7 separate regions of the Mus musculus genome follow, and all the other regions are linked to region 1. Evidence: chromatin loops called from intact Hi-C (ENCODE). Cell type or tissue: left cerebral cortex. All regions are shown on one strand. Region 1 holds the start of Kctd12 (potassium channel tetramerisation domain containing 12). Region 2 has its middle 25 kb from the start of Gm41232. Region 3 has its middle 45 kb from the start of Gm34589. Region 4 overlaps Lmo7 (LIM domain only 7). Region 5 has its middle 67 kb from the start of Gm22347. Region 6 has its middle 45 kb from the start of Gm41233. Region 7 has its middle 220 kb from the start of Lmo7.

What was found. A loop is a pair of places that touch in the nucleus more often than their neighbours do. Peaks named below come from ENCODE experiments on the same cell type or tissue, not always from the same donor. Only the 100,000 strongest peaks of a DNase experiment are listed, where the experiment ranks them.
Region 2: it touches region 1 in a loop (3-fold over the local background); 10 of 42 quality-filtered maps call a loop at or near these places.
Region 3: it touches region 1 in a loop (3-fold over the local background); 10 of 42 quality-filtered maps call a loop at or near these places.
Region 4: a loop joins it to region 1, with 2.7 times the contacts of the local background. A loop is called at or near these places in 8 of 42 quality-filtered maps.
Region 5: it touches region 1 in a loop (5-fold over the local background); 4 of 42 quality-filtered maps call a loop at or near these places.
Region 6: it touches region 1 in a loop (2.2-fold over the local background); 22 of 42 quality-filtered maps call a loop at or near these places.
Region 7: a loop joins it to region 1, with 8 times the contacts of the local background. A loop is called at or near these places in 25 of 42 quality-filtered maps.

The regions. Positions count from the first base shown.
Region 1 is chr14:102,981,538-102,985,537 of GRCm38, forward strand. It overlaps Kctd12 (potassium channel tetramerisation domain containing 12), which reads right to left and starts at 1,100. Exons shown (of 1, transcript NM_177715.4): 1 at 1-1,100. The coding sequence starts at 903. Mir5130 (microRNA 5130) reads right to left here and starts at 1,095; the gene lies at 1,012-1,095. In left cerebral cortex, CTCF peaks have their summits at 61, 267 and 1,555; DNase peaks (open chromatin) are centred at 101, 561, 1,036, 1,445 and 1 more place; H3K4me3 peaks cover 1,867 bases; H3K27ac peaks cover 1,534 bases.
Region 2 is chr14:102,197,170-102,201,169 of GRCm38, forward strand. No RefSeq gene overlaps it. Among named protein-coding and RNA genes, the nearest start is that of Gm41232, 25 kb to the left of the region's middle. In left cerebral cortex, no CTCF peak of the experiment used is centred here; a DNase peak (open chromatin) is centred at 2,454.
Region 3 is chr14:102,877,373-102,881,372 of GRCm38, forward strand. No RefSeq gene overlaps it. Among named protein-coding and RNA genes, the nearest start is that of Gm34589, 45 kb to the left of the region's middle. In left cerebral cortex, no CTCF peak of the experiment used is centred here; DNase peaks (open chromatin) are centred at 1,390, 1,704 and 3,645.
Region 4 is chr14:101,772,886-101,776,885 of GRCm38, forward strand. The region is part of intron 1 of Lmo7 (LIM domain only 7); the gene reads left to right. Among named protein-coding and RNA genes, the nearest start is that of Lmo7, 45 kb to the left of the region's middle. In left cerebral cortex, CTCF peaks have their summits at 1,938 (motif pointing right) and 3,589 (motif pointing right); DNase peaks (open chromatin) are centred at 1,947 and 3,698.
Region 5 is chr14:102,394,891-102,398,890 of GRCm38, forward strand. No RefSeq gene overlaps it. Among named protein-coding and RNA genes, the nearest start is that of Gm22347, 67 kb to the left of the region's middle. In left cerebral cortex, a CTCF peak has its summit at 1,620; a DNase peak (open chromatin) is centred at 1,580.
Region 6 is chr14:102,523,498-102,527,497 of GRCm38, forward strand. No RefSeq gene overlaps it. Among named protein-coding and RNA genes, the nearest start is that of Gm41233, 45 kb to the right of the region's middle. In left cerebral cortex, no CTCF peak of the experiment used is centred here; no DNase peak of the experiment used is centred here.
Region 7 is chr14:101,945,380-101,949,379 of GRCm38, forward strand. No RefSeq gene overlaps it. Among named protein-coding and RNA genes, the nearest start is that of Lmo7, 220 kb to the left of the region's middle. In left cerebral cortex, CTCF peaks have their summits at 1,533 (motif pointing right) and 3,977 (motif pointing left); DNase peaks (open chromatin) are centred at 1,535, 1,912 and 3,945; H3K4me3 peaks cover 601 bases.

The DNA.
Region 1 (4,000 bases):
GGTGCCCGTGGAGCTGCACGCCACCATGTGGAAGCCCGACTCGGACAGCTTATCGAAGGCCTGCTCTAGGAAGTTGAACTTGAGGTAATAGCGGGAGGTGTAGCGCTCCGGGGGCCGGTCGGGGTCCCGGCTCTCATTCAGGGTGTCCCCAAACACCTCCTTGGCCAGCGACGTCTTGCCGCACACGGTGATGCGCGCCACCCGCCGGAACTTGGCGTCCGCCTGAGCGTCGCGCCCGATGGTGTAGGAGCCGCGGTAGCCGATGGTGATGTAGCCGGAGCGCCGGCTGCCGTCCAAAGACTGGGACGGCGTGAGCAGGGGCCCCGCCGCGCCCCCGGACGGGCTGCGGCTAGCCAGCTCCAGCGTGGGCGAAGGCGCCCCGGCCGAGGCGCCCTCCTGCGGCTCGGGCTCTGCGTAGCCCAGCGGCAGCAGCTCATCGCCCAGAGAGCCCTCCTTGTGCACCCCGCGGCGCGAGTGCGGCGGCGGTGGCCCCGGACCGGGTTGCTGGGGCGCCCCGAGGCGACGCACGAGCTCCGGCAGCTCGAAGTACTCGGCCTCGCGCTGCAGCCGGCTGCGCTCCGGGAAGTAGTCGGGCAGCACGAGCTGCAAGTCCCGCAGGTAATCCAGGATGTAGCGGAAGAGGAAGCCGTCCCGGTCCAGAAAGAAGCGGCCTTTGCTGTCCCGGGCCAGCTCCTGCGGCTGCTGCTGCGTGAACATACGCCAGAGCAGCGAGTCGGGCACGGACACCACGGTGCAGCGCCGGGTCACATACACCTGCCCTCCCACGTTCAGCTCTACGATGTCCGGGAAGAGCGGCGGCTCCGCCGAGGACGACGACGAGCCGCTGCCACCTCCGCCTCCGCCCCCGTTGGGTAATCCTCGGGTGCTGTCCGCCAGAGCCATGGCCAAAAAGAGGTGGCCCGGATGGGCCAAGTGGCAGGGAGCGGGGTCGCGATCGGAAGCCCCAGCGGCTCTTATCGGGGAGCCCTGCGCTCAGGCGGCGGCCGGCCACTGAGAGCCGCGCGGTGCGAGCGCGCAGCAGTGCGCCCACGAGAGCCCCGGTGCGCTGCGCCTGCCTCGCCCGCGCGCTCCAGGCGAGTGGCGGGTCGCGGCCCGCGCGCCGCTTAAGTAGAGCCGCCCGCTTGGGCGGCGCGGCGCGCAGGAGGCGGTGGGCGGCTGCGGAGCCGCTGAGCTCGCTCCCGGGGCGGGGAGGGCTGGGGCGGGGTGGGGGTGGGGGAGGAGCGGGGAATGCATTTGCATGCTAAACGCTGACGCGGCTCGGGGCTGCAGGCTCCACCCTGACCCGCGCGCTCCGGGGGACGACCGGACTGTCACCGCCCGTCCGCCCACCCGCTCCGGGCCCAGCTCCTCTTCCTCTTCCGCAGTGGGTCAGAGCCTCCAGGCGCTTCTCCAGGAGGCTGATCACTAAAGCGATCCTCTTGTGTTCCCACCTCCCCTCCCGCCGCCCTTCTCGGCTGACCGCAGCCGGCACCCGGGGACTCCAGAAGGGGTTGGAAACTTTCTGGCAGAGTGGAAAAGCTTGATTGCCTGCGGCTAGCGCCCTCTAGACCTACCCGCTTCTAACAGTGCAGAGCGCTGCTGTTGGAGATCCATCCCCGGGTCTCTGGAAGTTCTGAAGAGACACTAACTTGGAAAGGATGCACCGGTCCCTTCAAGTCCAGACCACCCAAAGGTTTTTCACGTGACTATGTGACTAGCGTATAGCCTCGAAAAATCCCTAGAAACCACAAGCGAATGCTTCGCGAAAATGCTCTGTTAGATTATTTTGCGAGAGCATAAAGTCTTTGGTTAGGAAACCACAACACAGTACTGCAGTGAGCAGAAATGACTAGGAGAGGAAGTTGGGTGGACACAAAGGGGGGGGGAGGGGCTTACACTGCGTGGGCAAGAAAAGCTAATAAGCGCCTCCAATAGTGGGACGTGAGGCCTCCGGTTGCTTTCAGCCATCTGTAAATCGCACCAGAAAATTCCAATCTAATATTTTCTTTTATTCGTATTATTAGTATTTAATGATTTTACTAGTATTTCATTATTTTACTAAAATTCCGCTGATGTTTTATTTGTTCCTTGAAATGTTAATGCACGTATAGAAAATAATTTACTTTTAGCCCATGCATAACTGTTCTAAAGGTCCAGTAACCCGTGTTCTCCTCCTCCCTCCATCGTTCTCTTCTGTACTTTACAAGACCGTCCACCAGAGAAGAAAGGCTGTGTAGGTCTGAAGGCCCTTCAGATTTAGCCATGCTCTCTATGGACTCCTACTTGTTCAGCGTTTGGAGTCATGCACAAATTTCAGCCCACAGAATTCTGCCACTGCCGGGAAACCTTCCATGGTCTCCCAGGGGAATGAGACAGGTTGCTCTTCAAATTCCCATCTTTGCACTTGGCACGTTCTGAAATCTCAAATTTGTGGTCTGTTATCTGATCGTTGGTTTTTGGTGAATAAATAGATAAGGGCTTCAAGAAGCCCAAGATAGAGGAGACTCTGAAAAACCACAATTTTAATAAATGCTCTTATACGTTGCTGGGCATCAGGCTGTGGAGAATTCAAGGCTGACTACCTACATCTCCTTTAGAGCAGCCAAGAGGCAAAGGGTTGGCCATCTGAACAGTTATCAGATCACTTTGAAGGACAGGCTGTCAATCACAATAAGCCCAGAAAGATCTTTGTCTTAATAATGATGTCTACCCTTTGTGCGACTGTCCAATGAGCTTGATAGTCTTCTCACGGATGAATGTCATTTTCATTTCTGAAATGTTTATGTCTGCCAAACAATTACTGCACTCGTGTCACAGAGCTGAAATAAGATCAGGCCCCAGACCAGCCTGCTTAATTGCAGGCACAGATTTCTGATACTGAATATATTTCACCATTCTTCAACTGTTCCTTGGGATAAATGATAGATGACAGGAAAGTTCCGAGTCCCGACACTGAATGTGATATATCAGCATCTCAGGCCTGACAAAACTGCCACTTTTCTGTAAGCCCAAGAAAAGACTTCAGTGTCACCTTGGCACAACTGGGTCATTGTTCTATGCTGCCATGTCTCCCTTCAAGATCCTTCCCGTCTTAGGGTCACTACCTCTCCACCACCCCTCAAGACCAAGCCAACATTACCTCATGTTGACCAAGCCAACATCACCTCATTATCACCTCAGATCACTGCCTGGACCTCCAAACTGCCTCTACTCTAGCACCCATCAGTCTTCCATCACTAGACCAAAGAGAAGGATCCAGTCAGACCCTGTGTTGTGTGTTTCTTCCCACGTCACACATGAGCAAAACCAAAGTCCTTCTAATGATGTGACAGATGCTTGCTTGTTTCTGACCCACACATGCTTCTTTGACCCATGCCATAACACTTTGCAATGAATGTGCTGGGTTCTCATGCCATTGGCCCTTCCCCTCTCTCTTTCCTTAAATGACTCGTCATCCCCCACACTGTGTCCCACCCCTTCCTTCTTCCCTTCCCCAGGTCCCCTTTGCCCATTACCCTGTTCAATGAAGTGCAGCTCTATTCCACAGCTTTCTCTTCCCTGCCTTCTTTGTTGAAAGTCTCTTTCCCTGTGTCAGAATGTAAGACCCAAAGAGGTCAGGGATATTTCTCAGCTCTGTTCATTACTATATCCTTAATATCCAGAACACAGCCGGGGCTCTATAATCTTTTGATAAATACTTTGATCATTCACTTATTCCCTCTGTAGTCATTCAAGGTCTACCACCATGTTCCAGGAAGTGTGTTCAGAATAATCACTGCCCTCTTAGAGCTTATACTACACACACATACACACACACACACACACACACACACACACACACACACACACACACACTGTTTGGATAATAATAAACATCACACGTACCAAAAATAATTCATGAAATGAAATAAAGGGACAATGTGAACATCACTCCTGCTGTAGAGTATCTGAGGAAGGTGTCTCTGAAAATGATGCTGGAAGAGCCCCAGCACATTCAAGA
Region 2 (4,000 bases), 780 kb before region 1:
AAGTTCTCAAGCCAATCTCTTACTTAAAAAGCCTTTCCTATTTTGGTCAGAACAGAGCAAAGATGACTTTTGCATCTATTAGTGTACAGTGCTATGTTGACCATATCAGTCAAGTAAGTCAAGGAATAGATGATTAGACAAATGAGAAAAGTAAGCATAGTTGTAAATCTCTGTTTACAGATGCTATGGTGGCACAGGCTTTCTACTTCTTGATAAACACCATGACCAAGATCAACTTTGGGAAGAAAAGGTTTATTTCGGTTCACAGTTCTACATAAGAGTCCACCACTGAGGGAAGTCAGGGCAGGAACTCAAACACCTGCAGACGGGACATGATGCAGAGGCCATGATGGAGTGCTGCTTATTGGTTTGCTCCACATGGTTTGCTCAATCTGCTTTCTTATAGCACTCAGGACCAGCAGCCCAGAGGTGACATCATCTGTAGTGAGCTAGGCCCTCCTACATCAATCATCAATTAAGAAAAAGAAACACAGGTTTGCATACAAGCCAAACTGGTGAGGTCATTTTTAGCAACTCAGGGTCCCTCTTCTAAAACTACTTTAGCTTGAGTCAAGTTAACATAAAATGTGCCAGTACATATGATGACACATGAAGAAACCACACTGAAGCTGCTATTAGCTTAAAAGGGAAAAGAAGATAGAGAATCATCAATAGTATACATGCTTCAACAAATATGAGGAAGAAGATATGATGAAAGATGAAAATATGGCCTTCGGTCCCACTTAAAGTTACTCAACATAATGAGCTCCTCAAGATGACATCATAGCATGTTTTTTTTCTTCTTATGATGTTGGTGTTTGAACCTATGAGTACGTATTCAATAACTGAATTTCACCTCCAGTATCCACTGGCTTTCTTATTTATTTTTAACTTATACAACTTGATTTCAAAATAATACCACATAGGAATAAGTAAAAAAAAATCATTAATAAATTATAAAGTAGAAATAGCTTTCCATTTCAAAACATAGTTTAGGGGACCTCTAAACCTCCTAGAACTAATATCTAAATATACATATTCACCAATGAAACAGAATTGCGATCCAGTAACAGAATAAGCTAAGGTAAAAATGTTATATTTACTAAATATGATGTCAAAACTTTCAGCCAAGAAAGGAAAACCTTTGAATAAATGCTGTTATGCCAACTGATTTGTCATTTGGCGAACAAAATATTTAGTTTCCCGTGTCAGTGATGCATCAGAAGCTCCAGTGAATGCCCCACACGTGTGCACATACAGCCAGTGCTGACTGGACACAGGGAATTATCCATGAAATAAATCAGAACAGAAAGAGACAGGCACATGTAAAATCAGACATGAAGTTGGGAGACCGAAGTTTGAGGGGATATGGAGGCAACTAGAGATGGAAATAGATGCAGGTATAAGCATATTTTATTTTGTGCATTTATGAAAGTCTGAAAAATAGAGAGAATATTACAAATTGCAAAAAATGTAATTGTGGAAAACCGAATTTAAAAAATTCTAGAAGAAAATGTACAAAATCCTTGTATGACCTACACACTAGATAAGTTTAACTCTGTCTCGTAATCTACATATAATTAAAGAGTAAAAATAAAACATTGTTAAAATTAATATGTTTTTGAGTTGCAAGATGAAGAATAAAGTGGCATGGAATACTTGATGAATTGAGACCATGGACACTCTGGTCAGTTATACTTTCTCTTAAAATGGTGTGATGGTTTGTCTATTCTTGGACCAGGGGTTGGCGCCATTTGGAGGTGAGACCTGGTTGGAGTAGGTGTGTCACTGTGGGTGTGGGCTTAATACTCTCACCCTAGTTGCCTGGAAGTCAGTCTTCCAGTAGCAGCCTTTGGATGAAGACGGAGAACTCTCAGCTCTGCCTCTGCCAGTGCCATGCCTGACTAGATACTGCCATGCTCCCACCTTGATGACAATGGACTGAACCTCTGAACCTGTAAGCCAGCCCCAATTAAATGTTTGTTTGTTTGTTTGTTTGTTTGTTTTTTAAGACTTGTCTTGTTTATGGTGTCTGTTCACAGCAGTAAAACCCTTACTAAGACAAATGGATTATAAGCTTCATGAAGGGAGTGAATGTCCTGTTCATTATTGCTGTTTTCCATGGTATCTGAATATTTTACGTGCTTACAAAATATCTGAAAAGATATTAATCCTCATTGCTGCTTGAAATAGAAGTCACGTGAGAAACAACCAGGAAATAAATATCATCCTTGAGGATACAATAATGATATGCCAAATGCAAATAGACAAATTGCCCTTAAATAAGAAGTGAGGATAGAACTGTGCTTTTTAGAACTGTAATACTGTGGAAGAAAATAAGCAGACTCAAGAAAAATGTTGAAGCACAGCATCAGAACAGTGAAGGAAACTCCCATCTGTTGGCGTTGTTTCCCTTTGTGGCGTAGGAGGGCAGGGAGCTGGAGTGTGCATGGTGGTGTGGGAGGGGAGCGCTTTGAACAGAACAGACTAGGAGGTTTGAAGTAGTCACTGTGGAGAGCAAGGGGAGGGATGACTAAGAACTGTTCCAGGCGCAGTAACATGACTCGTGGAAACCCAGAGTCTGAAACAGACATAATGGAGAGTTTATCCTGAACATCGAGACAGAGAGAAGGGAAAAAGGAGAAACATTGGCTCTGGGTTTAGGTGGCCGTGGGGAAGTGTGGCAGGACAGCACAGCAACAATTGGCGACATGCTTGGCTATACCAAATACATGAACTTAAAGAAAACCGTTAACCAATTGTGAAATGGGCAATTTTGTAACTTTTTATTAGATATTTTCTTTATATACATTTCAAATGCTATCCCAAAAGTTCCCTGTACCCTCCCCTCCGCCCTGCTCCCCTACCCACCCACTCCCACTTCTTGGCCCTGGAGTTCCCCTGTTTATATGTACTGGGGCATATAAAGTTTGCAAGACCAAGGGGCCTCTCTCCCAATGATGGCCGAGTAGGCCATCTTCTGCTACATATGCAGCTAGATACATGAGCTCTAGGGCTACTGATTAGTTCATATTGTTGTTCCACCTATAGGGTTGCAGACCCCTTCAGCTCCTTGGGTACTTTCTCTAGCTCCTCCATTTGGGCCCCTGTGATCCATCCAATAGATGACTGTGAGCATCCACTTCTGTATTTGCCAGGCACTGGCATACCCTCACAGGAGACAGCTATATCAGGGTCCTTTCAGCAAAATCTTGCTGGCATATGCAATAGTGTCTGGGTTTGGTGGCTGATTATGTGATGCATCCCCGGGTGGGGTAGTCTCTGGATGGTCCATCCTTTCGACTTAGCTCCAAACTTTGTCTCTGTGACTCCTTCCATAGGTATTTTGTTCCCTATTCGAAGGAGGAATGAAGTATCCACACATTGTTCTTCCTTCTTCTTGATTTTCTTGTGTTTTGCAATTGAATCTTGGGTATTCTATGCTTCTAATATCCACTTATCAGTGAGTGCATATCAAGTGACTTCTTTTGTGACTGAGTTACCTCACTCAGGATGATATCCTCCAGATACATCCATTTGTCCAAGAATTTAATAAATTCATTGTTTTCAATAGCTAAGTAGTACTCCATTGTGTAAATGTACCACATTTTCTGTATCCTTTCCTCTGTTGAGGGACATCTGGGTTCTTTTCAGCTCCTGGCTATTATAAATAAGGCTGCTATGAACATAGTGGAGCATGTGTCCTTATTACCAGTTGGGACATCTTCTGGGTATATGCCCAGGAGAGGTATTGCTGGATCTTCTGGTAGTACTATGTCCAATTTTCCGAGGAACCGCCAGACTGACTTCCAGAGTGGTTGTACAAGCTTGCAATCCCACCACCAATGGAGGAGTGTTCCTCTTTCTCCACATCCTCATCAGAATCTTAGCCATTTGATCTTAGCCATTTTGACTGGTGTGAGGTGGAATCTCAGGGTTGTTTTGATTTGCATTTCCCTGATGATTAAGGATGTTGAACATTTTTTTCAGGTGCTTCTCA
Region 3 (4,000 bases), 100 kb before region 1:
TGCAACTAAGTAAGGTTTTATTCAAACTTCAGGAATCTGACCACCATTTTAGGCATGTTTAAGCACAACACAATTTGGTGAAAACTTATTCTGTTGGCAATTAACTCAATCCCACATACACAATAAAGAATATGTAAATATCTTTGAGGAACAAAGCTAAGCGAAGATTAAACATTGAACTCTTTGCAAAGTACATTTGACACTCCCATAAAGATAGATTTTATAAATTAACTGAGCAAAACAAGTGTATGTTGAGTGTCTGGGGGAGGATCACAAGGACTTATGTACCTTCTACAAAACATGGCTTGAATCAAGCCTCAGAAGCAGTCAGATTTCAGTAAGATGGATTCTTGCTGAAGAATCCGTCCCCAGGCTCACCTTTCTCTCTGCCCTTGCTCTAAGTTTTATGGTACTTCCAAAATCCAACCCCTTTCCTCTCATGTCTTTTTCATTCTACTTCCAAAAAAATGGCTCAAATGCCACCAGCAGCCTGAAGTTGCAAATAGGAAGTGAAGTGAACCCCCAACTATATGTAATTAGGTCCCTCATCAATCAATCCCAATGGCAGTATCCCCCCAAGCAACATCCCTAGGTGAAGCAGGTTACCTATGGTTAGCAACCCTCTGTCCTCATGCCTCATATAATCTCTGTCATTCACAAAATCAGTGGGTGGCCTTCCCAGAAATGTGGCCAGACTGTCAGCACACCACCAACTGATTTCACAAACAAAGGACTCCATGCCCTAAATTAAATTTCTTACTGGTGCCATCAATCAGCCAAGTCTCTCAATTAAAATTTGATTACCAGAAGTGTTGTTTTCACTTTCTTCCCTCTGATAAGTCAATTCATTTGATGGTGTAATTATAAAATCATTTAAGCATTTAACCTGCAGCTCATAGGCATGTTTAACTCTCTACTCATGCCCTACCCCACTTCTTATTGGTTAAAGTAATAAATACAATCTGGTTTCTATGTTACTCACTCACAGTGGGAAAGAAGTGACTGGGTTGGTCTGGGATTGAGCTTCAAGAATTACAATGCTTGGAGAAAGGCTTTTCCCAGAGTCTTGGACACGTAGGTGTGGTATGATAAGACAGAATGCAGGAGCTGTCATGGCAATACAGAGAATAGATCAAACTAGAGACACCACCTATCAGTTCAGTACAAGTTGTACATAAGACAAATTTGAAAGAAGGGAAGAGAGGGTCTGCTGACACTATTTTGTCACTGCTACACTGGGTCCTAGACTTTGTGACTTCAGAACCTGCCGAAAATAGTAAAGTAAGGCTACACTTCATCACTCTGTCATGTGCGAGGTGTTCATTAGCATTCATGCAGGCAGGCAGAAAATTACAGAAGGGAAGAAATTACATTCCAAGCTCGTCCCCCACCATGAGCTACAAATTTAGCATCTCGGCACAGGATGAAACCATGCCCTGCTGGCAGCCAGCTCATCCTCAACCCAACCCACCATGAAAACACAGAGAAAGCAAAGTATGCCTACGTCGTTGTTGGGATATCATGGGTATTTGTCAGACATTCCCTAGAAGCATTGCATAAGCCCTCTGTCCACCTGAAGTGTTTAGAACAGGGGTTTGATCAGCTTCTTTAGTGATCAATCCACTGGAAATCTATAGAAATGGGAATGGAGAGCCTTTGTTACTTTGCTCAGAGTATCAGTGGCCTGGGTCCCATTCACATCTCAGTTTTACACTCTCTTATCACTTTCCAGACGCGCATGTTCTCTCCTTGTTAAGCTGCTTTCACAGCCACATATGAGAAAGAGGCCTTGTTGCTGGAGTTGAGTTTCATCTTTGAGGTGATGACGTTGCTACCAAGTCTAAATATTCCCAACTGTCAATGGCTTTATGGAATGCAGGTATTAAACAAAGTCAAATCCTTTACAATATTCTTCAATGTACCTCAGAGCCAAAATGATTAACAATGAACAGAGTAGACTGGGTTACATATTACTTCTTCCTTACTTTATTGGCCTGATTCGGGTGGAACTGTCTACAAGACATCCTAGAGTCCATGTGTTTTTAGGACACGAGGTTGGCTGCATGCCCAAAACCAAAATTCTGATAACTTCGTTATGTTTCTGAGTGATACATAATGAGAAAACCCCAGCTTTACCCGGCAGCAGCCTAGGCTCACTAGTTGGTGTCCTAAATAGCATTTAATTGTGACTGTGTCCCTATGGGAGAGAACACATGCTATCACGCTATCACATTAAGTGTGTGGTTTTGTATTGACTTTCTGTCACCTGCCTCTAAATTGCCTTATGTTGGTGCTTGCAGATGACTGACATCTCTCAGCTGCCATTGTCACTGTCAGTGCTCACACCTAAAAATGTAGCACAAAACCTCTGCACCTTTTTCCTTTAATTCTATACCTGGGCCTTTTTTTTTTTTTTTTTTTGCCACCTAAACTAATAAAAACCACAATAGAAAATCTGTGGTTTTATCTAGCCAATCTTTAAGACAGCACAGTATTGAACTTAGCATGTTGGTTCATGTCTCTCACCCCAGACACAAAGGGACCATCATGAGTGAAAACCAGGCAGGGCTATGGTGGAGATGCTATAACACAACCACTTAAAAATGAAAGAGATAAATAACAGAGCCAGCCCTTGTCTCTGAGATTTGAATTTATATTGTTCTATCCCCATACAAAGCCATCTTCCCTATAGTGTGTGTTGTGTGTACATGCATTGAATTGTAAAAGAATGAGCACACTTTTTTGTTTTGTTTTGTTTTGTTTTGTTCTGTTTTGTTTTGTTTTTCGAGACAGGGTTTCTCTGTATAGCCCTGGCTGTCCTGGAACTCACTTTGTAGACCAGGCTGGCCTCAAACTCAGAAATCCACCTGCCTCTGCCTCCCCACTTTTAAATAGAACAAACTTTAAAACTGCATTTTAGCATAATATTTAATCACATAAGCAAATGCTTATGACACAATATTTATGACAAAATGAAACAGGACAAATCCTTTATATTTGAGTCATATTATGTCTTTGTCTGCCTTACTAGAAGAAAGTAATTACAAAATGTCAGTTGCCATCTTCTCTTGACAATGGGGTCAGGCCAGGAGAAATTGACTCTGTGTTTATAGAACTTTTCTAAATAGAGTATGTATTATTTATTAAAAGCTGAAATGTCATTCTTGTTAGTTACATATGCTGGATATTCCTCTCTTTAAGCCTGAATTATCTTTTCTATTTGCAGGCCATTCTATGCCGCTAACTTCCCTTCCTGTCTTCCAGAGTCCTCAAGACCCTTGTCCTAACGTGCTGCTTCCAGGGTATAAACTTAGGGAGCAGACTGACTCCTGGATGACTCCAGCACTTTTTGCTACAGGAAGCAGAGTGAACCAGAAGAGTTGGCTTCTCATCCCCATCCTAGTCAAACAGAAATGCAGAGACCATGGAGATCCTGCTGAGGTCCCTGGTCCCCTTCTTGCAATGAGTGAACTGTAAGGTTAGGCCAGATCACCCCAGAGGCCCATGCATCTGGAAATGTCTGGGTTTTCTTGAGCTCTCTACCCAATTGCAGTAGAAAGTTTTAATTGGCAGGAGTGTGAAATTACTGCAAAGTTCCATTTACAAGGCAAACAGTTCTCATTCAGCAAGAAGGGAAGAAAGCCAAGACACATAAATATCCAGGGGATCCAGCATACTGTTTTATATCAGAACAAATGTCCCAGACAAAATATTCATTCCAGATGTAAATCCAACCCAAATATCTACAGGAAGCAAATGAAGTCAGGGGAAGCTGAAGAAGTGTTTTCAGAAACATTAAATTACATAATGCCCTACACATATGTAAGAACTTAGTGGCACATCCCATTCACGTTTAATGGACTCTAAATTCATCTGAATAAGTAACTCACATGTAAACAACTGTAATGTTTACAATAACCTCATATTCATCTGAGAAAGTGCAACTGTTATTTAGAGGTAATTACTGACATTTAAAAGTCAGCTTAAGATTATACAAATT
Region 4 (4,000 bases), 1.2 Mb before region 1:
GATGGGCCCGATGGAATGACCATCTTGTATCCTTCCACCAGCCTCACTCCAGGGTTTTCCATAAGTCATGTAAGAAGCCCCCAGACTAATAGCTTGAGGGTGCCCTACCTCCTGGAATCCCTTCTGCTCTTTAGGAGCTTTGAAAGCCCTCCTCTGCCCACACTCTCATCACCGAGTCTACAGTAAGCTTTCCTAAAGCTCATGGTCTTTGGTCCTTGACTTCTGTTCTTCACAGTTCTGAGACAAGAATTTGAAAGCTACTGGCTTGGGGGAGGTTTTGATGGCCAATGAGTTTCCGAGATCCTAACTTGCCAGAGCCAATCTCACATCAGCAAAGGTCCATTGTTAAAGATATTTTTACGAGGGGGGGGGGTGGGTGTCCTTCCACAATGGGATGCTATTAAGTTTAATAGTCTAGGGACATTTTGTAGGACTCATGACAGAAATTAGGGTGCAGCATGAGGAGGTGGTTAGCCCTGTTGGCCCACCCATGAGGTCTCCAGGTTTGGGTGCGTCCTCACACGCAGCCTCTTGGACATGTTGCTTTGTTAAGGTGCTGCAAAAGAGGAAGGAAGGTATAGCAGAAACCAGAGTCCCATTTTGACCAAAGGTAAGACTCAGAACTGCTGCTTTCTAGACCTCTGCCTTCAATTACGTAGTAGTGGTCAGCCGAGGAAAGGACTTTGACACATTGACCCTTAGGAGATATTTCGGACCAAACCATGTTAAGGCTTATGACAGCTGGGTTCCTATTTGGAGGCTGTGTCTTTGGCTAAGTGAGAAAATCTTAAAGAATGACCCTTCTCTTCAGTTCTTTGTTATTAATTTTCAAGGTGTATTTATTTCCTTTTATGCATGTGATTGCTTGCCTAAATGTCTGTATGTGCTCATGTGCACACCTGGTGTCCCTGGATGTCAGAAGATGGCACTGGTGACAGATGGTCGTGAGCCTTATATAAGCGTTGAGAACTGAATTCAGGTCTTCTGCACGAACATTAAGTGCCCTTGGTCTTTTGTGTCAACCCCTACCTCTCTGAGTGTTACTGGAGAAGGGATGGAGGACAGACCAGAGGGCAGGAGATAGCAGCTGCTTCTGAGAGCTTGTTTTTAGTTTGTTTACCTTGACGTGTTCTTTTCTGAGCTTCAACAGTGACACTCACCATCAGCCATAATTATGTACCGAAAACAAGGGAAGAGTATGCACATCAAACCTAGGCAGAAAAATCATCACTTCCTTTATACTAACTCACTGAAAATAAAGTTCAACTGGTCCAAGCTTTTCAGTCCACCTCTTATAGGCCCTAAAAGTGGCCAAATACATTGAAGTTGCCATCAGGAGTGTATATGATCGAGAGCCTGCGCATGGTAGCCTAAGGACATGTGTACATGTATACATGACTATACATGTATAGTCAATGTTTGGAGAATGACAGAAAGCCAGTCCTTGCAGGGAACCAGGGCAAAGGCATGCAAATGTAAAACTTCTGTCTAGTCAGCTTGGGCTGTTGTAACAGAGTGCCAGAGATTCGGGTGTTTTAAACAATTTATTTCTCATAAGTCTGAAGGCTGGGAAGTCTAAGAGTAAGATACTGGAAGATTTATTGTTGGATAAAGGTCAGACACCTGATTCTTGCTTGGTACCCTTTTGCTGGCTCCTTACCCGGAAGAAAGGGCAGGAGAGATGAGAGTGGATGAATAGTTTTTTGTTTGTTTTAGATTAAAAATATTTTAAACTATCAGCTAATATATCTATAGTATTAGGTTTCATTATGATATTTCCAAACACAATTTATTTTCACTGATTCTCCTCTTAACTCTTCCCCATCCCTCGACACTACTACTTCTCCTGACCCAGGAGAAAGAAAAAGAATTGGGGAAAGCTATTGATCATAAAAAAGAATTTGGATAAATTGGGAGAAAGCCCTAGTGAGGGACAGGCCTTCCCCACCACCAGAGGGCAGTATTCATCCAACCTCTGTTCATTGTATTCTGGAGAATAGCACCGAGATCTGCGCATGGCAGGGGTGGGGGTGGGGTGTGGGGGTGAAGATGGGGGGCACTTCCAGAGTCAAGAGGATGTTGCAAAGGGTTTTGAAATTTTCCTTCTCGCCCTTTCTTCATTTGGTTAACAAAATGTGTGTGTGTGGTGTATATGTTTATATGTGTGTGTATTGTGTCATGTGTGTGCTGTGTGTAGATGTGTGCATAGTGTTGTATATGTGTGTGTTGTGTTGTGTGTGTGGTGGGTATGTGTTATGTGTATGAGTGTGTTGTGTGTATTTTTGTATGTATATGGTATGCATGTATATGTGTGTGTGGTATGTGTGCAGTGTGTATGTGGTGTGTATATGTGTATATGAGTGTAGTGGGTTGTGTGTGTGTATGTGGTATGTATATGTATGTGTGTTTGTGTGTATGTATGTATGTATGTATGTATGTGTGTTATGGTGTGTTCTTGTTTTTCCTCTCAATCCTATTCTCTCTGGCCAAGCAGAGTTATAAAATTGAGTACATAACTCCTTACAACATTTGATACGTCTTATTTTTTAATTGAAACATTTTATTTGAAGGTATATAAAAAGTAATCAATGGCTTTTAACACTGTTCCTACAAGAGTCCATTGCTTCCCAGTAAAGATTTAATAATTACCTTTATATATTTGATGTAGTTGTTTGTAAAGCCAATATCATGTGAGGGCCTCTTGGCACTTTGAATTATCCATTATAAGGGGAATCTTAAAAACAAAAAGTCAGGATAAATACCACCCAGCTAAGTTAAAATATGAAGTGTGTGGCTGCCAATGATGGAAAAATGAAGTGACCTATCACTTATGAATATTGTCACTTGACCCTCATTTGTGTATTTAGAAACCTTATATAGAGAACAGAGAGTGGCATTTCCTTCCCTTTACAACAATAAGCTTAACACTGTAAAGAACGATCCCATGCTCTAGGCTTAATTTTTTTATTTATGTCGATTTTCTGACATACTTCACAAAAGCAGAAAGAACTTTTCAGTAAAGCAAGCTTTCTCGAGCCACGGGTTGTGCTGACAAATGCAGGCCAAGATGAGCGCCTTCTCTGGTTGCTGTTGTTGGATTTCCATTTAGACTTTGCCTCAGCCCAAAAGAAGATGGAAGTTGCTTAGGATGTGAACAACAAAAACTCTCCTCACGGTTTCAGCACCCTCTCTGTGCAGTGGAGAATGCAGTGGGAGCCTTCTCCAGCTTTCCAGGAGCTCACTGGTCTGAGTCCCCTGGCCCCCGGCTTTACCTTAGCTCCCAGCCTGCTCTGGAGTCTTTGCTTCAGTGTCTGACTTAAGAGTTCTTGTTTCTGTTTCCTCAGCCTGTCTCCGGCTTCAAGAGTTTGGGTAAAGCTCCTTGCTCTGGACTTTGTTTGAAAGTCCATGGACTACCTCTTGATTCTTCAGTTTATCTCTCTAGTACTTTCTCTCCTCCCAAGCTTGAGGTTGGAATTTTATTTTGTTTGGAAGGTTTTTTGTTTCTTTGCTTTTAATTCTTAAAATTTACTCCATATTTAAGGAAATCCCCAAAGGATTCTCGGGTTAGTCACTTTTTGATGGTAGGATAAAGTGCCTATGTTAAACCACCAGAGGGAAGACAAACTTATCTGATTCACAGTTTAGAAGGCTCCACTCTCATTTCCTGGCTTCATCACTTTTGTGCTAGCAGGACAGCAGAGAAATCACAGCAGGAAGGCTATGGAGGAGGAGTGTTATTTTCTTCATGGTTGTAAAGAAGCAGAGAGCAGGGGAAGGGAAGGGCCTGGGACAGGGTATACCTGCAGAAATTTCCACGAGTGTCATAGTTTGCCCAACTAGGCTCAATTTCCTAAGAGCCCACTCAGCCAAGAATTCACCAGTAGCTTTAAGCTCCAATCATATCTTTTCTTTTTTTTTTTAATTGGGTATTTATTTCATTTACATTTCCAATGCTATCCCAAAAGTCCCCCACATCATTTCTTAAAGCCCCCCAGGAGCC
Region 5 (4,000 bases), 590 kb before region 1:
CCTCTTCATCAGTTCCCTAAAAGTCGTTTTGGGAATATAAACCTAACATTACTCATGTTTTGTTTTAAATTTTATTCTAGCTTATTTACACTCCTTTAGTTATTGGAAGTACTTGAAGACATACTATGTGTAGTTAAGATCTGGAACAAAACAGGAAAATGATTGCCATTTTAGCGTAGTCTAATTGTAAAGAATCAGGGATCAAGAAGCCATGAGCAGCTACTAATGCTCCTATAACTCTCAATATGTTCTGGAGCACATAAGAAAAGCTTTCTTATACTCACACAATTAAGCCAACATAACAATATTAAAACCCAAGAATTCTTCAAAGAAAATGTTATCAGAAAAAAATTTCAACAATAAACATCAACTAGTATGTTTGAATAAAAAGACATTGATTGATTAAATAAGAAGTTACACTAATGACCAGACACAGAGGCCCCTAAAACAGTGTTTTTCAACCTGTTGGTCACAACCTATTTGAGGGTCACATATCAGACATCCTGCATATCAGATATGTACATCATGATTCATGGTAATAGCAAAATTAGAGTTATGAAATAGCAGTGAAATAATTTTATGGTTTAAGGATCACGACAACATGAGGAACTGTATTAAAGAGTCACAGCATTAGGAAGATTAGGAACCACTGCTGAGAAGTATCCTAAAAAGATGTAAATAACAAATGATAAGAAATGATTTGGCTAGTTGTATAACTTCAACATAGTGATACAGGATAAGTCAAGTTCATCATACCACTCCCCGAGTTGGCTCCATTATGAAGAGCAAGTTAGACTCTATCCATCCTCCAATACTGAACTGGTCTCGTTGGCATAAGAAAACAGCTAATTAGGTGAGATGCCCAATGGCAACACCTGTGCAATTGGAAAGAAAGCCATGAAATAAACAAACAGCTATTAATCACTGGTACCAGCTCATTTCTTGTGATGTAGATAGGAAATGGTATGGCATGAAATTACTTTATTCATCTGTCAAAAGCAAACTAAAATGACTACATCCTATTTCATGCTGCTTGAACACCAAGGTTATTGTTTTTATCCTGGAATCATAGCCTTTTTTGCTGTGACACCATGATCCCAAGTTCCATTAGAATGTAATATAAAATAAATAATAAACAAGTTATCAGACAGGAAATTTTCATTCAAGCAATGAAATGAATTTGTCAAGGATGAAAAGAACAAGTTACTAAATAACAAAATGTTGCAAATGACGACTGCATACTGGAGCCCTGTGAACACAGGCTGTCAGTATACAGCAAGTGTTAGCACCTTGTGGTTTATTCAGAAGCCATTATCTATGCGGAATACAGAAAGTCTGCTGGCGTCATGGTTACACTGCTTTACTGGAACTGCATAGACCAACAGAAAAAGTTGCGAAACTCTACATTGGTGGCAGTGTCAGAGAACGCTTGGATTCTAATTTACTTTTATCTTTAGGAGATACAGGTATGGGAAATTACTATGGGGTGAATATAAATAAATGTGCCAAGTCAGTGGAGCTGCAGTTTGGTGATGAAGAAGGAGTGCTATGGTCGGAAAAGATTCATTTCAGAGCATGTAGCCATAAATCTGCATCTTTAAAGGGAAGCCAGTCCTTTCTCAGTAAGAGTCATCCCTGCATTCACCAGCAGGAAGCAGAAGAGCATTGTAGACACAGTGAGCAGGCACACAGCACTGTGAAACAGGCTGCCTCATCAGAGACGATCCAAATGGTTTCATGTAGAAAGGAAAAAAAAAAGGGTTCAAGAGATGATTAAAAAGTGCAATGGCAAAGTAGACAAGGGTCTTTGGTCCCACTCCAAGAATCATGACCTTTATCCAGTGTAAAAGGTGTAATAGATAATTTTTCCATGAAAGGGGGGTAATGTTAGGGTACAGAAGGTCAGTTTTGTGATAGGATGGCAGAGAGAGAGGAGCCACTTGAGATGGGAGACAAATGGCCTGTCATGAAATCATTCCAAGAAATGATGAATACCTGAGCTTAGGCAATAGTAGTAGACTGCAAAAAGAAGTCCAGGTAGACAAGATACTGGGGCTGTAGAGTACATGAAAATTGCCAGGTGATAGACTTTTAGGAGTCTAAGGTATAAGTCAATGAAGTAGGTATCTCTCTTGGGTCATTGTAAAGAAGTGATAGTCTTTTCGTTAAAGATGGAAATATGAGGTACAGGTTTAGAAAAGGTAAGTATAAGTTACCTTCCTGTCTGATTAACTGGAAAATCATGGTACAACTAGACCCAGATAGAGTTAAAGAAAAAACCAGGCTGAGACTCATGTGGTTCAGGATATGAATGGAAGCCATACATATTTACATCACTCCCCTGGATGCTGAATGCCAAAACCACACCCATGTAAAGGCAAGCTTCTTGATGGTATCAACAAGGTCCGAATTTGCTCCTCACCTGACATAAAGAAAACACTCAGAAAATAAGGCTAACAACACCCCTCAAAAAAAAAAAAAACCCATACCATATATAGTAATATTAGTAGTATTAAGGGTCAGTTCTAATTTTTATTTCTAATTTTGACTATAAAAGGACATTAAAATTTGGAGGAAATATACATCGTCTATGTGTAACTTTCAAGTATCTTTCATAAATATTAGGCTATGGTTAAGACATTTTGCCATAACCTATATACCTGCTACATATTTTGCAGTTCTTTTCAATCAAGTTTCAGATGTGTGAAAGATAATGCTACATTTTAAAACATATCCAAGGGCTGGAGAGATGGCTCAGTGGTTGAGAGCACTTACTGCTCTTCCAGAGGTCCTCAGTTTAATTCCCAGCAACCACATGGTGGCTCACAAAAAATCCGTAATGAGATCTGATGCCCTCTTCTGGAGTGTCTGAAGACAGCTACAGTGTACTTATAATAAATAAATAAATAAATAAATAAATAAATAAATATCCACACTATCACTTTACAAAAGATGATATACACTACTATAAATGTAGTCAAATATCCAGCCAGTCTAGTCAATATTCAAATGTGTCAAGTTATAACACACATACATTGCTCATTGCTGCTAAATATAGGACAGGATTTTGAGGAATGTATATAACATCTCTAGAAAGTACTTCAATATTACATTTTCCTGTATCTATCCATTAAGAAAATTATGCATGGACCATGGATGGGACATAGAAATATTTTGGAGGAAAGATTATTAAGTAATTCTTTAAAACTAATGGCTGATGAACATTAACAAGGCTCAGTAGGAAAATGTGCTTGCTGCAAAGCCTGATAACCTGAGATAAATATCCAAAAACTGGGAAAATAAAAACTGACTCTCTAAAATTGTCCTCTGATCTACACACACACACACACACACACACACACTCCAAATGTAAAAAAATAAAAAAATAAACTCAGAAATTTTTAATTCCAGTTAGTCTGTGAAAATGACCAGTCAACCTCCCCTTCCACAAAACAATAAAGACATAACATTGGAGGAAAATGTCTGAATGGTACTCCTAGAACTTAGAGGGAGGTAGTACTGGGTGAATATGATAAAAATATGTTGCATAATTGCATGAAAAATTTAAATAATAAATTAGAATTATAAATAACACCATCCATAATTTCATTCTCTTTTCCTTGTTTCATTGTGATAAGTAGAAAGTTCAAGCATTCTCTTTTGTAGACTCTCTTGCAGCTACACATAGTCAAGTGACTCAGGTTTAGTTCACAGCTGATACTGGTTAAGGTTTTGGAGAAAAATTTTTAATAGAAATGATAACTCCAATGTTACATACATTAACTAATTTCTCCTTCATCCTTTCTTTTATCTGGCAGGCAATTCAAGCCTAGAGGGACAGTAAACATATTACAAGTGTTAGGATGAGAGCCTCCCACTGAGGGCAGTGGAGCAGAAAGAACAGGATGCAGCCTTGTGAGTGACATCCTGGAGCAGTTTCCTCACACCTGGGCTTCACATCTTATTTTGAGGGGGATAAAAGGCCTTATCTGTGTAAGCT
Region 6 (4,000 bases), 460 kb before region 1:
AACAACTTACATGAAAAAAAGGTCTTGCTCTTTATAATTAGTTTTTAGAAAACATTGCTGAAATTCTGGTTCATTGTTTCTCTTGTGAGATATTTTGATTATTAAGAAAATACTACATTTTTATTAAGTGTTTTATATTTTGAAAATGTTTTCTTTGATTGTCATTTTCTTTTGACATTATGACTCTTTGATGCAGTAGAGAACTTGTCATTTTTTTATGTGGATCAACTTTTGATATTTTTGTCTCCTGGCTTCTGAGTTAGAAGAAGGCTTTTCCATGGACAAATTGGTTTAAGAAGAAAATGTGCATTTCAGGTATTGTTATTAGTCATAACCACCCTACTGTCCACTGTCACAGCTGAGCTCTGTCTGTCATTGTAAAATGATACAAAATTTAAGGAAACAGTTTCTTAATGTTTTCAATTTTACCCTTTTATATTCGAATGAATGTTATTTATGTTACTACTGAATAAACCATCAAGTAGGGCTGTAATTCTATTCTTTAAAAAAACAAAACCAAGCCAAAAAGTTTACTTGGACCTCCTCTATAGTCTAGCAAATCCTCTATGTTCTGTCTTTCCCCCGTTAATTAATTTATTTATTCATGTTTACTTTCAGCTTCCTTTAGCTAGTTAAACACTTATATCTAATTATTTTAATGTTGTTTCTTGGGAGATTTTTGCTTTGTTTGGGGTTGCTGTTTACTTTTGAGACAGGGTTTCATCATGTCACTTGGCAGGCCCGGAATTCACGACATAGACCCCTCCTTCCAAAATGCTAGGATGCTAGGATTAAGGACATGGACAATCACATCCAGCCATCCCTAAGACATTTTAAGTTGAGAAAAATCCTTCAGTAACCATTACTTTCCTTTATCAGAATATGCCTAGATGTTTGCATAGTTGGGCTTTTGCTTGAGTTTAGTCAGTGTTTAAAACAGGGGATGTGTTCTTCCTAATTACCTACAGCTTTTTTTTTCTTTCTTTCTTTGTGAAATGCCTGAGCAGCTCTTATTTGGCTTATGCTTAGATATTTTAAATATGTGGTTTTGATGATTTTTTTTTCTTTTCTTTGTGAAGCACCAATAAAATGGAAATAAGGAGGATGTGGTGGGTAAGCGTGGGAAGCCCCACATCTCATCGGGAACTTGTAAACCTATAGAATCTATCATTGAGGAAAGAAGCATTGCAAGTACGAAGTTATGTAGGAATTAGGTAGGGTCTTTAGGAAGGAAGGGACCTATGCCATCAACACCAAGCGCCATGTTCTGAACTTTTTTAGCCCACACAGTTCATCGTATCATGATCACTGGCTCAGTGAAGAACTTCCCATAAATTCACAGATGAAAAGGGACACTTGCAGATTCCAACAATTATTTATTGTCTCCACCATTCATGCTAGACCTACATCCTCAGGCAATTAGCCCTGATTCCTTGACCCCATTCTTTTATTCGTGGACATAGAGATCCATCTGTATTGAAACTACATGAAGTATGCATGTTAAAAAAATAATGAGTGCAGGGCTCTTAGGTAGTAAAAGAGGGAAGTCTCCTGCAAATATTGGAAAGACAAGTGCAGAGGGGGATGAAAGGAGGGCTTGTCAGAGGAGAATTCCCATGGGAATTTCAAATGGCCCAAGCTGCAGGGAAAGGAACTTAAAATTCCACTCTCTGGAAATTAGTCTGCACCACATATATATAATATATGGGCTTGAATGCCAAGGTAAAAAATGTGGACTAGATTATATCTATTTTTTATTTCAAGTAAAGCTAACTATCTATGAAAAGGTTTATCTAAAATAGAAAGAGACATGTGTGCCAGGGAATCCCAAAGTGGAAAGAAAGGTCACGTTTAAGCATAGGAAATCCGAGGTCTGGCATACATCCCGATGGTAGCGCAGCTCCTTACATATGGAAGGCTCCCATTAAATATTGAAGGAATTAATGAAAAATAAATGACTAGTGAGATTTTTTTGAAATCAGGCATTTCTAGAAGTTCATAATTTATAACAGTTTCATCTCAAGGTTTCCGCCACGCATTCTTCTCAAGCGCGAGATCCCTCCTAGAGGAGCAGTGTCTTTCTGGAACACAGCTCTGTTCTGCTACACAGCAGCAATTAAGCAAAGGAATTAATGTTTCCTAAGCACTCGAGACACTGCTTTGCACAAATTAAATGCTGCATAACTGATAGAGCTATCTGTTAAGTAAATAATGATGGCTGGGATACAAGACCAGGATAAAATTGTAAAAGAGTAGGTTCAAGTCAGATGCTTTCGTCTCCTTTAAAGTGCCTGGTACCCCTGCATCTACTTCATCATTTTTGAAAAGCTCCAAAGGAATTTATTAAGCATTTAAATGCTTAGTAAGCAACATCTAAATAAATATTTAAAATAAAGTCTTTTTTTTATAATTAAATATGAGCAATGTCTCCAAAAAGCCTCATGAGTAAGGACTCTGGGAAGAGTGATTTTTCTGGGAGTGATGTAGACCTTTGTAGTAGTAGGGCTTCATGAGAGGTCTTTGTCGTATTGGGAAAGTGCTCTCAAAAGTAATTACCTGTGAGAGCCTGGCTGTTTTCTAAATCATTATTCTTCCTGGCTCATGATATGAGTATTTGTCTACTACATGTTTCTGCCTGTTATGTCACTATTGATAAAGACCTGAATTATTGGGTCCCACATTCATCTGGAAACTCCAGAAGTATGAGCCTTTTAGAACATGACTTACTAGAGTATTTTGTTATGCTAATGTGATGCTGACCAACATAACATCTCACAGAAACAGGTATACACAGAAAGAGAGGGAGAAACATTTGATTCATGACACAAAGCTATGTGCAAATGATCTGTTAAGGCAGAGAAGGATAGCCATAGGTATGCAGGGTACAGGTTGTCCAGCTTTGGTGGATTTTAAGGGCTGAGATTTCAAGTTAAAAGTAGTAGAAAGCCATTAACGGTATTTAACAAGGTTACCTGTGTATGCCTTGATTTAAAAAAAAATATATATCCTTTCCATGTAGAGTGAAGAATACATTTGAAAAAAAATGAAAAAGAAACATCAGGTAGCTGTTATTTTAGTCAAGAGAAATGACTGTGTTTAGACTCTGGTAGTAGCTGTGAAAATGAAAAAGCACCAAGAGGCTGAGCAGAGATCAACTCACGTGGAGATAAAGGAGAGCAGGGTCAAGAACACAGACTGGGTTTAGTGACCTGAGAAACTAGGTACCATTTCTCAATGACAAGAGTTTTTCAAATATGGTTTTGGGGGAAAAGAATATGTGATCACTTTAGCACATGCTAACCTTGAGAAGTCAGATTTGAGTTTTCCAGCTAGAGATAGTAAGTAAGGAGGAAGTTATATGAATCTGAACCTAAGTAACATCTGGGATAGAGAAATATGTGTGGAGTTTATATCAGGCCATCACATGAATCATATTTACAAGCTTCTATGGTCAAAGCAGCTACAAGTAAGCTGTTGCCTTCTACATAAGTTAAAACAGATGTCTACAGCCTCAATATTATAATGCTCCGCCCCCGCCCCGCCCCGCCCCGCCCCCCATTGGACTTAGCATGTGCTTGTGTACTGTTCTGTGCAAGTACTGGCTAAAGCTGAGTTTTATACACCCCAGAAACATGAGCTAAGGACTTCTCATCAGGCCTAAGTCTAAAGTATTCTACCATTTTACAAAGGCACACTTCTGGAGGCCAAGCATTCAACAGGTGCACCTTTGGGGGACATTTAAGATTTACAGTATAGCTCATGTCTGAAGCTACTTTGATCTATAGGAAATGAAAGGTGATGGATGCACATCTTTTTTCTCCCCTGGGTATACAGAAACCGAGATGAGTTTCTCCAAGCTTCTCGGATGCTCCAGGAAAGATCCAATATCAACCACCCAAAGAACCAGTCATGGTGATCATCCATTCTTCAGCAGGCTTCCTTCAGCCTAACTCACTTCATCTGTGCATCGTTATCACCACTGGCTAAGATATCTTCCCAA
Region 7 (4,000 bases), 1.0 Mb before region 1:
ATACCCAGAAAGGTGAGAAGAGGGTATCAGAGTTCCTGAGATTGGCGTCACTGATGGTTGTCAGCCTCCACATGGGAGCTGGGAATCAAACCTTGGTCCTGGAAGAGTAGCAGCGCTCTTAATTCCTGAGCTATTCTCTAATCTGATGGAAGTTACAAAATCTTATGACCAGTCATTATTGCCATTTGAAAAAGGGCTATGCATCTAAAACCTCATGAAATCCACAGTAATTCACCTATGCTGTGATGAGCAGCTATTCCTACCCAACTCTGAAGCCATTGTAGAAAGAGAAGCCCAACTGCATGGATTTTTTTCTTGACACTAATATAATCGAGTATACCAATATACTAATATAATCTATTATACTAATATACTAATGTAATATCCACAGAAGGCAGTGTAGACAGATTTCCCATCTCCATGTCAGGCCTCACCAGTGTGGACCATGGGTCCATGCTGTGAACACAACTGCTCAGGGATGGTGTTTTACTGAAAATGTAGAGTGAAGTGCCATGAAGCTCAGGAATTAACATTCCTTGAGGACACACTTGACCCTGCCCTTTGATCCCCGTGGTTTTCGTGTGAGCAAGCCACAGGTCATGTCAGGTGTCTTCCTCAGTCACTCTCACTTTTACTTTGTGAGACAGGATCTGCTATTGAACCCAGAGCTTACGTGTTGGCTAGACTGGCTGGTCAGCAAGCCCTGATTACCCTATCTCTGTCTCTCTAGCTTCAAGAGTATAAGGGTACACATCATGGCCACCTTTGCTGCCCTAGCACTTGGGTTATTGGGGTGACACCGACCTCAGCTTTGTTTCTGTGGTTGCTGAGGGTCATACACAACAAAGAAAAGATTTTACCAACTGAGTTACTTCCCAGCCTGCCCTGCCCTGGTCAGCCAAGTCTTTTAAAAACCATATAAACCCCATTTGTAAAGTATGCAGAACACACAAGAACCTTTTCCTAGCCTAAGCTACTTTAGAGACGTCGCCACTCACTGCCTTTTCTGCAGAGAGAGCTCTCAGAAGTTTAGACAACATCAGTTGAAGGTTCCATCCTATTGGAGCTTTTGATCCGTTTTTCTACCATTGACATCCCCCATCAACATTAGAGCTGCCTGGTTTTCTTTATTTCTGTAGTTGTTTGCATCATGAAGAGCAGCCTAACAAATCTCATCTCCTTGTACCCCAGTTTCTCCCCTCCGAAAAAAATGGTCATTATAATACAGCTCATGTAGCGGTCTGGAGCAGTGACTGACGTTTTGAATGAACAGAACATGGCGTGTGGTTATTGAATTTGTCCAAGTTGCTTTAGTTTTTCAAGCTATTTTTTAACCATCACACACATTCATATATCCTTGTACTGGTTTGAGGAAGAACATGAGGAAGGGAAGAGTTCTGAGATTGAGGTTCCAGCCCCACCCTTCAGACATGACGGCCTTCACTTCATCGCCCCCAGGTTTCCCCTTTCTAATCCGCAAAAGAGCCCTTTAGGAGCGTAGCCCAACCGTCTGCTGAAGTGAGCTCCTCTTAACACTAGGGGGCAGGCAAATACAATCCCTGAAGTGTGTGCCTTTTAGACACCAGAAATAATGAAAATCTATATTACAAAATGTAAAATTTGAAATAAAGTTGTAATTCTGATAGAATCTTCGGACGCACTGTAAGCTCTCATGTTTGAGCATTGCCTTTATTACACGCATACGACAACGCTTAGCATTTATCTAGTGCTTACCGTGTGCAAAGGCACGGCGCAACCCGTTCCTTTTAATAATAACTACATCAAACTCTGCACCCTGGGTGGCGTCCAAAATTATCTAGAGAGATCGTGAAACTGAGGATAAGCGAAAGTCACCCAGCTGGCAACTGGCAGAGCTAGGACTGCAACATGCATTAAGTGACTACACTTAAGCGGGGTTCTGTACCGTTCCCTGCCAGTTCCCATAGCCACCATGGAACCCTCCCACCACTGGGACTGCAGACAGCGTCTCCCCATCACTGTTGTCACAGAAGGGAGGTGATGTCATGGAAATATTTCGCACTGTGCATGAGTGATTCCAATTCCATAAAAGCTCAGAAGCCTTGATTATATTAAATATCAAAATTAAACCATGAAATTATTTGGGAGATGGATATTGGATTCACTTGCTCTGACGGTAGTCTGCTAGACCAGCACAGATAGATGCCTGTGTTGTCTGTCCCCAGATAGTGTACCACTCTTGTTAACTACCTCCTGGCCTTGCCTGTCCCCCTGTCGTTGCAAATGCTATGACACTCACCATGGCCTGCCTTCCCTCTTCTGTCATATTCCCTTTCCCAACCTCAGCTGGGGGTTTTCCATGAGCCTCCATTAGATCTCTTGTAACAGTGTGTTTCCTAAAAATCATCTTTTTATTTGAAGGGTCTTTGTCTCTTACCACTTAACAGTTACATCTATTTTTTTATTATTTTTGAGAAATTCATGCATGCATAGAAATCCACATTTCTCTCCCTTTCAGTTCCTCCCCTGTTCCCAGCATTGTCCTTTGCCTCCCTACTTCATGTGCTCGTGGCTTATACACTCATTGAGTTCACTTAGTGTTGGTTAGCTGTGTGTGCATGAGTGTAGGACTGTATCCTGGGGCATGGGCAGCTTTTCAGGGGCTACATCCATGAAGGAAACTGACTCCCCTTCCCCTAGCAGCTACCAATTGCCAACAGCTCCTCAGAGCTATTGAATGGAAGAGCTCCATGGATCCCTTTCCCCACTCATGCTGGGATTTTCATTGGCTTGATCCCTCCTATGTGTTTCTGGTACAGTCACAGTTGCTGTGATCTCATATGTCCATCTGCCTTGTGTCTGAAAAACACTGTTTCATTATAGCTATCATTTACCCCTGGTTCTTTTAAAAAAAGATTTATTTATTTTATATATGTGAGTACAGTGTTGCAGTCTTCAGACTGCACCAGGAGAGGGTCTCAGAGCCCATCACAGATGGTTGTGAGCCACCATGAGGTTTTCAGGGAATTGAACTCTGGACCTCTGAAAGAGCACTCAGTGCTCTTAACTGCTGAGCCATCTCTCCAGACCCACCCCTGGTTCTTAAAATTGTTCAATGCCCCCTTCCATGGTGATCTCTGAGCCTTGGGAGGAGGGGTATGATACAGCTATCTCGTTTTGATCCTAGTACTCCGCCATCTCTTATTCTCTGCACTTTGACCAACTGTGATCATGGGAGCCTAGAATAATAGTAAAATCAGAAATTAGAAGTATTAGAAAATATCAGGACTATCCCAGAACAGGTCAGGCCAGTGACAGACAAACCTGGATGATCATTGCAAATTCTCCTTTAAGTTATAATAAATGCTTCCGTGGCTGCTTAAGACCAATGAATCTTTTGTCACAAGGGAAGAGAGGTTGCATTCAATAACTGTCCCAGTGATCTGGATAATTATTTGGAGGCTACCATCACTTGTGGGAACATCTCCTAATAACTCTCTACTTTTCTTGTGAGACGTGCCTCTTCCATTTCCTGGTTATTTTCTTGGTTACAAAGGTCAGTTATTTAAACTCATTCTCTGTGTGTGTGTGCATGTGTGTGTATGTGTGTGTGTGTGTGTGTGTGTGTGTGTGTGTCTACATGCCCCGGTTCTCTTGCACAAGTCAGAGGGCAGCCTTGGGTGTCAGTCCTTGCTTTCTACCTTGTTTGAAACAAGCACTGTTGTTCATCACTGCATATGCCAAGCATTTATAAGCAACTCTGCTCTAATTGCACATGATCTCCAGGAATCCTGCGTCTCTGGGGAGGCCTAGAGAATATAGGCCAGGGAATGTTAACTGAAGGCTTGGAAAGGTCTCCATACATACAGACAGCTATGGGAAGCCTTCCACTGTCCTGGGTAAAGACTTTTCAGTATGGCTGCTTTGGAGTCACCCGTGTTCCCTCTAGTAACCCTTCTCCTGTGTCAGTGAAGCCAATGAGCTCACTGCTCCCCCTAGTGAACTTTGGTGGAATTGTACC